2 separate regions of the Homo sapiens genome follow, and region 1 is linked to region 2. Evidence: chromatin loops called from intact Hi-C (ENCODE). Cell type or tissue: ascending aorta. All regions are shown on one strand. Links, peaks and the distances in the headings refer to the core of each region. The heading gives the core; the rest is flanking DNA. Region 1 has its middle 25 kb from the start of SIAH2. Region 2 overlaps MED12L (mediator complex subunit 12L).

Region 1 (5,382 bases), core at 318-5,317, 490 kb after region 2:
TGGGCGTATGATCCAATTTGGCCTAATCAGACTTCAGGGAATGCCTTATTTCATGGGTGGAGGAGAGGTTTTCTTTTCCTTCCTGTGGATGTAAACAAGAACACTTATTGCCCCAGTCACTGCTGCCCATCATCTTGCAACCATAGGGGTAAGTCAGCTTGAGGACGCTCCATGTGGAGGAGAGGAAAGCTGAAAGAGGAGTGGGAAATAGAGCTAGACCCCTCACTGAAGCACATCTGGCTCCCCCTGTCTCTCCAAGTGCAACATGTGCTATGATCAAGATGTGTTCCATCTAGAGGCTCTAGGAAAAGATTTGTTTTATTTCCTTTCTCAGCTTCTAAAGGCCCTCTGCATTCCTTAGCTTGTGGCCTCTTTCTCCATCTTCAGAGCTGGCAATGTTGCAACTCTGAACATTCTTTCATAATCACATCTCCTTCTGACTACAACTGGGAAAGGATTTCTTCTTTTAAAGATCCATGTGATTAGATTGAACTCACACCAATAATGAATACTGTCCCTATCTCAAAGCCCTTAACCAAATCACATCTGCAAAGTTCCTTTGCCAGTAAGATAATGTATTCACAAATTTCAGAGACTTAGGACTTAGACAGCTTTGGGCGGGTGTTATTCTGCCTACCATACCACCTCATAGTTCCTTCAGGCTCAGATCCACACTTTGTAGTTATATATTTCCAAACTCTAGATAGAGGTCAAGAAAGTCAGGAAAAAAGCATTTCCACAAGAATAAAAAGAAAAAAACTAAGTGGATTCAGCAATGTGTTCCATTTGATGGGTAACAGTCTCTCCCTGGATTAAATAATAACTGTTGAAAAGGTCCTACAGGCTAATGTTAGCTAAAAGAGGGCTGAACAAAGCCCAAATTAAACTGCGTAAATTCCCTGAGGTCTCTGGAGAGTTTTCTGTATAAAAGGAAGGTCACAGGTGATATTGTATTTCTTATAACCCCAAGGACACAATAACTTTTATGTCAAACTGGAAATGAAATAAAATGCTGGCTTCTGAAAATTCATCAGATCAAGGAGAACATCTTGACTGGACAATGAGAAAATTTATAACTCTTCAGTCACCTCCTCGATCCTTTTAACTCTGGGGATTGCCATTGAATAGCTAACTCAGTCATGGAAATTAACTTATCCAGTCAAAAGGAAATTGTCTGCCTAAGGATGAACACAGAGGATCTGGCTACAACTAAAAACTCTTGCTCTCCTAGCTTGGCTACTCAATAGAAAAGGAAAGGGAAGTGTGAAAACATCAAATAGAAGAAGCAGTAATGAATTTTGCCAGCTACCTTTTTTTTCAATAGTGAGCAGTGCCGAGAATGAACATAAGGAATCAGTGCTCAGCAGACCTGGATTGTAGCCCCGCTGGGACATTAACTAGTTGTTAAGACTTTGGTCAAATGCCTTAACCTTCTGGGGACCATGTTTCCTTGTCCTTTTTTAAAAAATTTTAAAAATATTGACATGCATTTTTTAAGATGCATTAAAGAAAAAATTCATAATACTTCCACCACATAACACACACATATGCACACACACACACACACACACACACACACCCCTACTTCCTCTTATTCCACCCTCCAAGGGTGGAACGTCTAGTGAGTATCCCCTCGATACCTTTCTCCATGCTCGCATGCAAGCAGATATTCCTAAAGAGTTTGAATTTTTTGTTCTTACAAAAACTGAATCATACTATGTTTAAGACTCCACAATTTCTTTTTTTTTTTCATTCAACTTACTATGGTGATCCTCTAGAACAATTCATATAGATCTAATTCATTCCTACACACTAATTTAAATTGGAATTATGAATATACCAAATTACATTTATACCAAAATATATCCTATTGAAGTACAGTTCAGTTGTATCTCAATTTTGTTTTGTTTTGCTACTAAAAAATGTGCAAAAATCATCTCAATTACGTATTTCTATGTTCTACAGCTTTCATATCTGAAAAATATACTCCTCAAAATGAGATTTGGGGCAAAAAATATTTTTAAAAATTTTAATAAATATTACTATACTATCTCCCCAAGAGCAGTAATAATTTTCAGTCCTACCTTCAGTATATGAGAAGGCCTGTTTTCCCTCTATTAGCACTGTATGTCATTAATCTTTTTAGTTTTTGCCACTTGATAAGGAAAAAATGGTATCTTGTGTTGTTTAATTTGCAATTTTGAATGCTAGTAAGGTTGTTCATCTCATTTCTTAGTAAACTTTAGTTGCTAATTTAGGTTTTTACTCTGTACAGACACTATTCTTATGAGAAAAATGGAGGCATATTTTGGACTAAATCTCTAGCAAAATCACCGTAACTGTTATCTGGAATACCAGTTTAGCCAGAAACCAATCAGTACCTGAAAGCAGTCTGTAGCTTGGCTGTTGTATAACACCTCAACCCCATTTTAAGGAAGATCTTCAAAAAACTTCTGGAGAAGTCTAAATTGCAAACGATGATCACCACCACAGAGGCAGGAGTAATGGATGCCAAGTTCAACATAAACTTGTCTTTGACACCAAGGCATTGCCAAACCAGGAATGATGGCAAAGCTAATAGTGACTTCCTGAAGCACTTGGTTGAGAAGCATTCCGAGGCTGATCAGGGCTCAGCAGAAAAAGAGATGGAGTAGCAATGTGCGTTGGGTGCATACGAATATAAAGGAGCAATATCTCAGGTGAGAGCCCTGATATTGTCCCCAATTGGAATTGATACCTGGGCTCAAAGGTGCCCGGAGCTCTTTGATCTGGGTAGGAGGAAAGACTCATTCCCCATCCCTGCCATCACCTCCTCCTGAGACCACACAGGACCAGGGGTGTCCTCCTCTCTCTTCCCCAGACCTCCCATTCTTTGACTCTGTTTCATTTTATCCAGAATTCATCTGAATAAAAACGTTATTGAAAACGGAGAGAATACAGAAATTTTCTACACCCTAAATCCACTAGGAATGGACAGACAGGGCTGGTAAGGGAGAAATTAAATGACATTTGAAAATCTACAGACAAGAGAAATTGTAGGCAAAATGACAGACATAAAATCTCTGGCTCTCTTCAGAGAATTAGCATTCAAATCACAAAAGACAAAACAAAACAAACAAAAAGCTCTCAGTGCCAAAGCTTAGAATGCCTGCATTTCAGCTCCATCCAGGAATGGTGCACATTTTCTCTCCCAAAATGTGAGTTGGCCAGGCACTTCTCCGCCGCCTCACGCCTCCCCGTGACTGCGCTTCCTTTATCAGGACGTCGCCTGACCCCTAGTGGTGGCACCGCCTGCAGCTGCACCAGATAAGCTTGTCAAAATTCTAATTTGCTGACAGGTAGCAGCATTTCCTTAGAAAAACTAATGTTTGTACATTACCACAGTAGAAAATGGGTCTCTGACTTTAAGAAGATCTTCAGAAAGGTAAACTGCAGAGAAATTAACAGAGATGCCTAAACACCAAAGAACACAGCAATCTTTGTCATATGACAGCAATACATGACATTTTTCCTGGATCAGTAACAGCCTCGATCTCCCAGGCTCAAATGATCCTCCTGCCTCTGCCTCCTGAGTAGCTGAGACTACAGGTGTGCGCCTCCACCACAAACAGCTAATTTTTTTATTTTTTATCTTTTTTGTACAGACAGAGGTCTCCCTATGTTGCCCAGGCTGGTCTTGAACTCCTGGGCTCAAGCAATCCTCCTGACTCAGCCTCCCAAAGTGCTGGGATTACAGATATGAACCACTGCACCCAGCCAGGCCTATCTTTAAAAATGAGTAAAAATCCTCTGGTCCTGCTCAAATTTTTCTTTTTTATTATTTTTTTTTTTAAAAAAAAAAGGAGTAAAGAATTGCATCCAAGATAAGGAAGTCTCCACGTGTCTACACATTCATCCAAACCCACCTTGCTCAAGACTTCATGAAGTAGAAAAGCCTAGAAACTAGACATTCACAGTCCTATAAAATTCATGTGCCTTAAACTGATGCCATGAAAATTAGTTCTAAATGATGGCCAAAGGCAATAGGGAAAAAATGCATTTGTGAAATATTTTAGTTTATTTCATGAAGCATTAAGTAATGTATGAAAAGAAGTTGAAACTGAGACAAATGATCTTAAATGAGCCACAATCTTGGTCTATCCAGAATTTGCCTGCAAACCCCACCCTGCCCTTGTCAGAATGACTCAGACTTGGGTTGACTGAGCTTCCAAGGTGAAAGTCTCAGAAGCCACAGTTGAAGGAATCTAGGGTTGGCAAGGTTTCCCAGGTCCCCCTCCCACATGCCCCAAACTGGTCTCAGGTCCAGTTTGCTCTCAAAAGTAGGGTAACTCCTACTTTTTTTCTTTGAGATGGAATCTCTGTCTGTTGCCAGGCTGGAATGCAATGGCATGATCTTGGCTCACTGCAACCTCCCCCTCTCAGGTTTAAGCAATTCTCCTGCCTCAGCCTCCTGAGTAGCTGGGATTACAGATGCATGCCACTGCGCCCAACTAGTTTTTCTAGTTTTAGTAGAGATGGGGTTTCACCATGTTGGCCAGGATGGTCTCAATCTCTTGACCTCGTGATCTGCCTGCCTCGGCCTCCCAAAGTGCTGGGATTACAGGTATGAGCCACTGCGCCCGGCTGACCCCTACTTTTAAAAAGGGCAAAAGATCTGAACAGACACCTCACCAAAGAAAGTATACAGATGACAAATAAATACAGTGGTCCCACCTCAACTACGGAACATATGTTCCAAGACCCCCAGTGGATATCTGAAGCCACGGATAGTATGGAACCCTATTATACTATGTTTTTTCTATCTAATAATCAACATAGCTCCAAAGTGACTAATGGGCGGGTGGTATATACGATGTGAAGACACTGGACGAAGGGATGATTCACATCTTGGGTGGGACAGAGCAGGACAGAATGAGATTTTGTCACACTACTCAGGACAACACGCAATTTAAAACTTATGAATTGTTTATTTCTGGAATTTTTCACTTAATATTTTCAGACTTTGGTCAACTATGGGTAACTGAGGCTGCAGAAAGTGAAACTGTGGATAAGGGGGAAACTACTGCTTATGAAAAGATGTTCCACATCATTTGCCATTAGGGAACTGCAACGTAATAAATAAAAGTTGTATTGGTCAACTTTATTGGACAATCAATATTCATGAGCCTATACTGATATAAATAAATGATTGAATAAATAAATAAATTTGGAAGAATAGACAAATCTCCCATGCAGAATAAATTCCAAATAATTTATTACATAGATGCTTCTCGTTAGAGAAGTAGAGCACAGCTTCCCACTCCTTAAGTGTGGGCTGTAACATAGTGACTTCCTTTCAAAGTGTAGAGTGTAAAAAAGGCAGGGGGCAGTGAAGGGGAGAGT
Region 2 (5,382 bases), core at 109-5,108:
CTTTAGCGGTGATTTTTGAGATTTTGGTGCACCCATCACCCAAGCAGTGTACAATGTACCCAATGTGTAGTCATTTATCCCTGGCTCCCCTCCCATCCTTTCCCGAGTGCCCAAAGACCACTGTATTATTCTTTTTTTTTTTCTTTGAGACAGAGTCTCACTCTGTCACCCAGGCTGGAGTGCAGTGGCGCAATCTCTGCTCACTGCAAGCTCCGCCTCCTGGGTTCACGCCATTCTCGTCCTGCCTCAGCCTCCCGAGTAGCTGGGACTACAGGCACCCGCCACCACACCCGGCTAATTTTTTGTATTTTTTAGTAGAGACGGGGTTTCACCGTGTTAGCCAGGATGGTCTTGATCTCCTGACCTTGTGATCTGCCCACCTCAGCCTCCCAAAGTGCTGGGATTACAGGCGTGAGCCACCACGTCCGGCCAGTCCACTGTATTATTCTTATGCCTTTGTATCCTCATAGCTAAGCTCCCACTTATAAGTGAGAACATATGCTTGGTTTTCCATTCCTGAGTTACTTCATTAAGAATAATGATCTCTAACTCCATCCAGGTTACTGCAAATGCCATTATTTTGTTTCTTTTTATCAACACATAAATATTAGAGGGACACAAACATTCAGACCACAGCACCACCTCATGACCACTGAGAATTAGACAAGGGTAACCAGCACAGCTGTTCCTTAAATGGCTCATTCAAAGACTAAATATAAAATTTTGGGCTGGGCACAGTGGCTCACGCCTGTAATCCCAGCACTTTGGGAGGCCAAGGTGGGTGGATCACCTGAGGTCGGGAGTTCGAGACCAGCCTGACCAACATAGAGAAACCCTGTCACTACTGAAAATACAAAATTAGCCAGGTGTGGTGGTGCATGCCTGTAATCCCAACCACTTGGGAGGCTGAGGCAGAAGAATCACCAGAACCCGGGAGGCGGAGGTTGTGGTGAGCTGAGATCACGCCATTGCACTCCAGCCTGGGCAACAAGGGCGAAAACTCTGTCTCAAAAAACAAACAAACAAACAAACAAACATACATAAAAAATTTGGCCTCACTGATTCTTCATTCTGATTAAACTAACAGGTCCACACATAATAGCCTAAGAATAACTGTTGTGCTCAAATTATTAATTATAAAGATATGCAGCTCTCTACAGCATTAATTGCCTAAAACCACTATTCTAGTCAGGCCACCAAGGAAATTAAATTACCAAGATAACCACACAACCCTCCCACAACCCAGAACTAAAAATAAGTGTGCTTAGCTAAAATCATTTGCTGGGCAGAGATGACTGATCTACATAATGTCAGGTGCGGCTTATTCTTTGGGTAGAAAAAAAAAAACAAACAAAACTCTACATGTGATCACCCATAGCACTTCCTTTGATTTCAGTTAACCCTCAGTCAAGTTCCCTGAAAAGTCAACACCACAAATCTTTCCTTAAACTTGCTGAGGCCATGCTCCTCCCACACATCGTGGCAGGATGACAAGCAGCACTGTTTATCAGAACAACTGTGGGAAAGTTTATCTGACAAAAACGAAGTATGTTCTTACATTCATTAAGTTTCATTCCAGCTCACTCAGTGACTTCCCAAGGCCTGTTTTCCTAACTTGTTCTATCACTGTATTAAAAAGCTGAGCAGTTAGGGTACTGAGTAAATAAACTGTCTGATAAAGCGGCGTGTCATCCTCTTAGTTACCTGTCCTAAGTTGAATCATTATGCAGGTCAGGGATTCAGACATCTACAAAAGGGATTCAAAAGTGTACAACTACAAGTGATTAGATGATTTAATACACTTGGGATAATATTATTTAAAATATTCATAGTCATTGTTCTCAGATAATTTCCATTATCTCATTTATCTTTACTTGCAGAACCAGAGCACGGAGTTGGAGAATATTCTCTGTCTTCCCCATATTTTGGTTACAGATATTCAATTAACAAATACTTCTGAGTATGTACTATGGTAGTGAACATCACGGGTACAAAACAAAGCCAGCAAGGACGGCTAGGCATGATACAGAAACACAGGCCACATCAGAAGAATAATGACAACACTGAGGTATTAGGGACATGTCTAAAGACGTGGTGAGTCTTGCAAGCAAATGGGAACAACAGGAAGATAATCAGAGATGACACATTTGTGAGACCTCAAGGTGAAAAAGAAAATGCTTTCCTCTGCTTCCTCAGCATCTTTCCAAAAAAAATACTGAAAAGAGAAAATACACATACAAAAGTTTTTGTTTTGTAACAAAGTTCTAAATTCTGATTCTTTGCTAACATCAGTCGAGATTCAGTCCTTCTGATTTTCAAGATTTAAACCCAATCTAATGCTAGCAATACAGAAAATCTGTTTGCACACTTCAACTAATTGGGATTAGACAATCAACCATGACTCAACGTTAGTATCCACACCAAAGTGAGGTTTTGTGAACTGCCTACAATACATGTACAAATTGCACCTATTAATTTTTTTAAAAACTGTTACTTCTTTCAATCTACCAGAAGGGGGTGATATTGTACCAGGCATTTGTTTCTCCATTGTAATTCTCAGATGAAGGCAAGTGCACAATTGCCAATGAAGTCCCATGTCCTGTCATTCATTGCAAGAGGTTTAACAAAAAGGCATTATTTTATAATGTGGTGACTTATCTCACATCTTAATGATGTAATTTCTGCCCCCTTTCTCCACTACTCTAAATCAACAAGCTGGTAGAACTGAATGCTTCACATAGGGAAACATAAAAAGGCATGTCTGCATTCAATGTTTTCCTATCAGATTACAATTTTTTCAAAACACTTTTTCAATTATTTTACTACAAAGCTCAAAAACTTTACAGCACACTAAATTAGGAAGTCCTGAGCGTGACATTTTGGATCCCCGACATTACGCGCTCCTCCACCTTTGCTGGCTTTCCTAACATTAAACCTTGGCTCACATCATTCTTTTAATACAGTACTAAGTTGACTTTCACCCCCATTCTACAAGTAAAAGAGCCATCCAACAAGAAGCATTTTGGATGCTAGTTCCTTCAGAGATCCTATAGAGGACAATTTCCAAATATGCTTCCTTTAAATATCCTTGTACACTGTACTTTCATAAAATGTTTACACCGGGCCTTTACTAAAATCCTCTACATTCTTACGTCAACATCTTTCTCAACAACCAGTGGAATCCTTTCGGCAGCCATGCCCCCCAACACATACAAAACACACACACACAATTATAAATAACTTGCCAGCAAAACAAACAAACAAACAAAAAAAAACAAAAAAAAACTAAATTATATAACCCAGCAAATATCTGCTATGGTTAAAATAAATTCATTGAAAATGTTCATATTTATCTGAAAATCCATCAATAGGTACTGATTAAACAAATTATGGAATACTACAAAGCTACGAAAAAGAATAAGGTCTATACAGGGCTCACATGAACAAGTCTCCAAGAGAGCAAGTGGGGATGAGGCCGGATGCGCTAGTGTCTTACTCACTATGCTCAATAAAGCAACCAGGGAAAGGCAGGGGAAGGGCAGTAACAATGAAGTTGTCTCTGTACTTACTTTAAAGAAAAATGATTTCAAAAGACATATGGTAACAATTATGCATAGGTGAATTCCGGGGTAAGGAGCAAAATAGGACATTTATGGAATCAAAATGTAAGCCAGCCAGCTATTTATGCGCAGTCGATGACGGCCTGGATAGAAACTGACTGGAAACAGTTACAGACATATTTGGGGATTACGTGTGTTAAACTCATTCTATTTGTAGTATGAATACACAAGGGATGTTTATATATAACCAGTCCTATTACTAATAAGGCAGAGTCCTGTCTCTAAATGGTATTGGAGAATGTGTGAGCACGTGGGGTGGGCTAGGGGTGGTTGTCATATCAGGGTTATGTTGAGGGCTCTGAGAAAAAGATTAGTCAGGAGGAAATCACAGTACTTTAATCTTAGGATTCCACCAAAGGAAATGGGAATTCAGAACTATTTAGCATAAATCAAAACACCACAGATAAAAGGAAAATATTGACTATTTTAGATTTTGTTTTTTAAAAGATTCTTGCACACAAGGACCAGGCCCTCTATTATTTTAATTATAATGTCGTTATTGGCTATGTTGTATTATGCCTGGTGTCTAGTGTTGAAAAGAGTCATTACCTACGTTGCTAAAAGTCATAATAAAATATCTTTTTATTTTTTATTTATTTATTTTGAGACAGAGTCTCACTCTGTTGCCCAGGCTGAAGTACAGTGGCGCAATCTCAGCTCACTGCAACTTCCACCTCCCGGGTTCGAGTGATTCTCCTGCCTCAGCCTCCTGAGCAGCTGGGATCACAGGCGAACTCCACCATGCCCAGCTAACTTTTTTTTTTTTTTTTTTTTTTTTTTTGTATTTTTGGTAGAGATAGGGTTTCACCATGTCGGTCAGGCTGGTCTGGAGCTCCTGACCTTGTGACCTGCCTGCCTCGGCCTCCCAAACTGCTGAGATTACATGCGTGAGCCACCGTGCCTAGTTTAAAATATCTAATTTCAAAAACATATGAAGATAGAATAAATATTGTCAGGCTAAAATATTTTTTCAAACATTAATACTTACTTCCAATTCTAATAAAGGAAAATGTGTACAAGCTAAACTGTGATTTAAGCATATCCACAAAATGTACAGCACAACCTAAAGACTACTTCAAAGTCCAGTCCTGCTACTTTCTAGCTTAGACAACTGTTAAATTTTCTGAGGCTCTATTTTCTTACTTGTGAAAAAAAGGAATAGTTACTTCTCCAAGGGTTGCCAGGTGTTTTGGCTGTGAAAAGATCTAGTAGGCACAGAGTACGCTTCAATCGAGTGTACGAGTATGTGCATTTGAGACGATCCAATCTTTCCAGATGAGCTTTCCTTTCAAGTGCCTAGCTGTCTGCCCCCTACCCACCCCTCACCATCCTTGTACTGCTACGTGCCAATAAAACCACAGAACAGAGGTCACAAGCTGACTGCTCACAAGCCCAATACAGTGCACACTCAGGTTTTGTTTTAGCCCACAGGGTATCAGGTCTACACTGGTTTGTAAGGTATTCGATTTAGACACCAACAAATGAAATCAGAGGAGACATATAAAGGCAGTAGCAGTGCACAGGCTCCAGGATCTGCCCAGCTCCAGCAACCTGATGTAACATCTCCATGCCTCAGTTTCCTTGTCTATTAAGAAAAAGGTGGGGAAGAAGTAGTAGACAGACCTACTTTACTCATGGAGCCATTGTGAGTAATCAAGCTAAAACACACAGAGTGTTTAGAACAGTACATGCAAATCAGCGTTTAATGTTCTGAAGACACTGGCCCATCCCAAGATGAGGCCCATGACTCTGGCAAGCTTCC

Evidence for each region. Peaks named below come from ENCODE experiments on the same cell type or tissue, not always from the same donor. Only the 100,000 strongest peaks of a DNase experiment are listed, where the experiment ranks them.
Region 1: a loop joins it to region 2, with 19 times the contacts of the local background. A loop is called at or near these places in 11 of 110 quality-filtered maps.

Annotation. Positions count from the first base shown.
Region 1 is chr3:150,785,851-150,791,232 of GRCh38, reverse strand. No RefSeq gene overlaps it. Among named protein-coding and RNA genes, the nearest start is that of SIAH2, 25 kb to the right of the region's middle. RefSeq lists a silencer at 3,170-3,229. In ascending aorta, for the core only: a CTCF peak has its summit at 3,282 (motif pointing left); a DNase peak (open chromatin) is centred at 3,252.
Region 2 is chr3:151,280,252-151,285,633 of GRCh38, reverse strand. The region is part of intron 16 of MED12L (mediator complex subunit 12L); the gene reads right to left. Among named protein-coding and RNA genes, the nearest start is that of P2RY14, 4.4 kb to the right of the region's middle. RefSeq lists a silencer at 1,319-1,613. In ascending aorta, for the core only: a CTCF peak has its summit at 2,508 (motif pointing right); a DNase peak (open chromatin) is centred at 3,848; H3K27ac peaks cover 576 bases.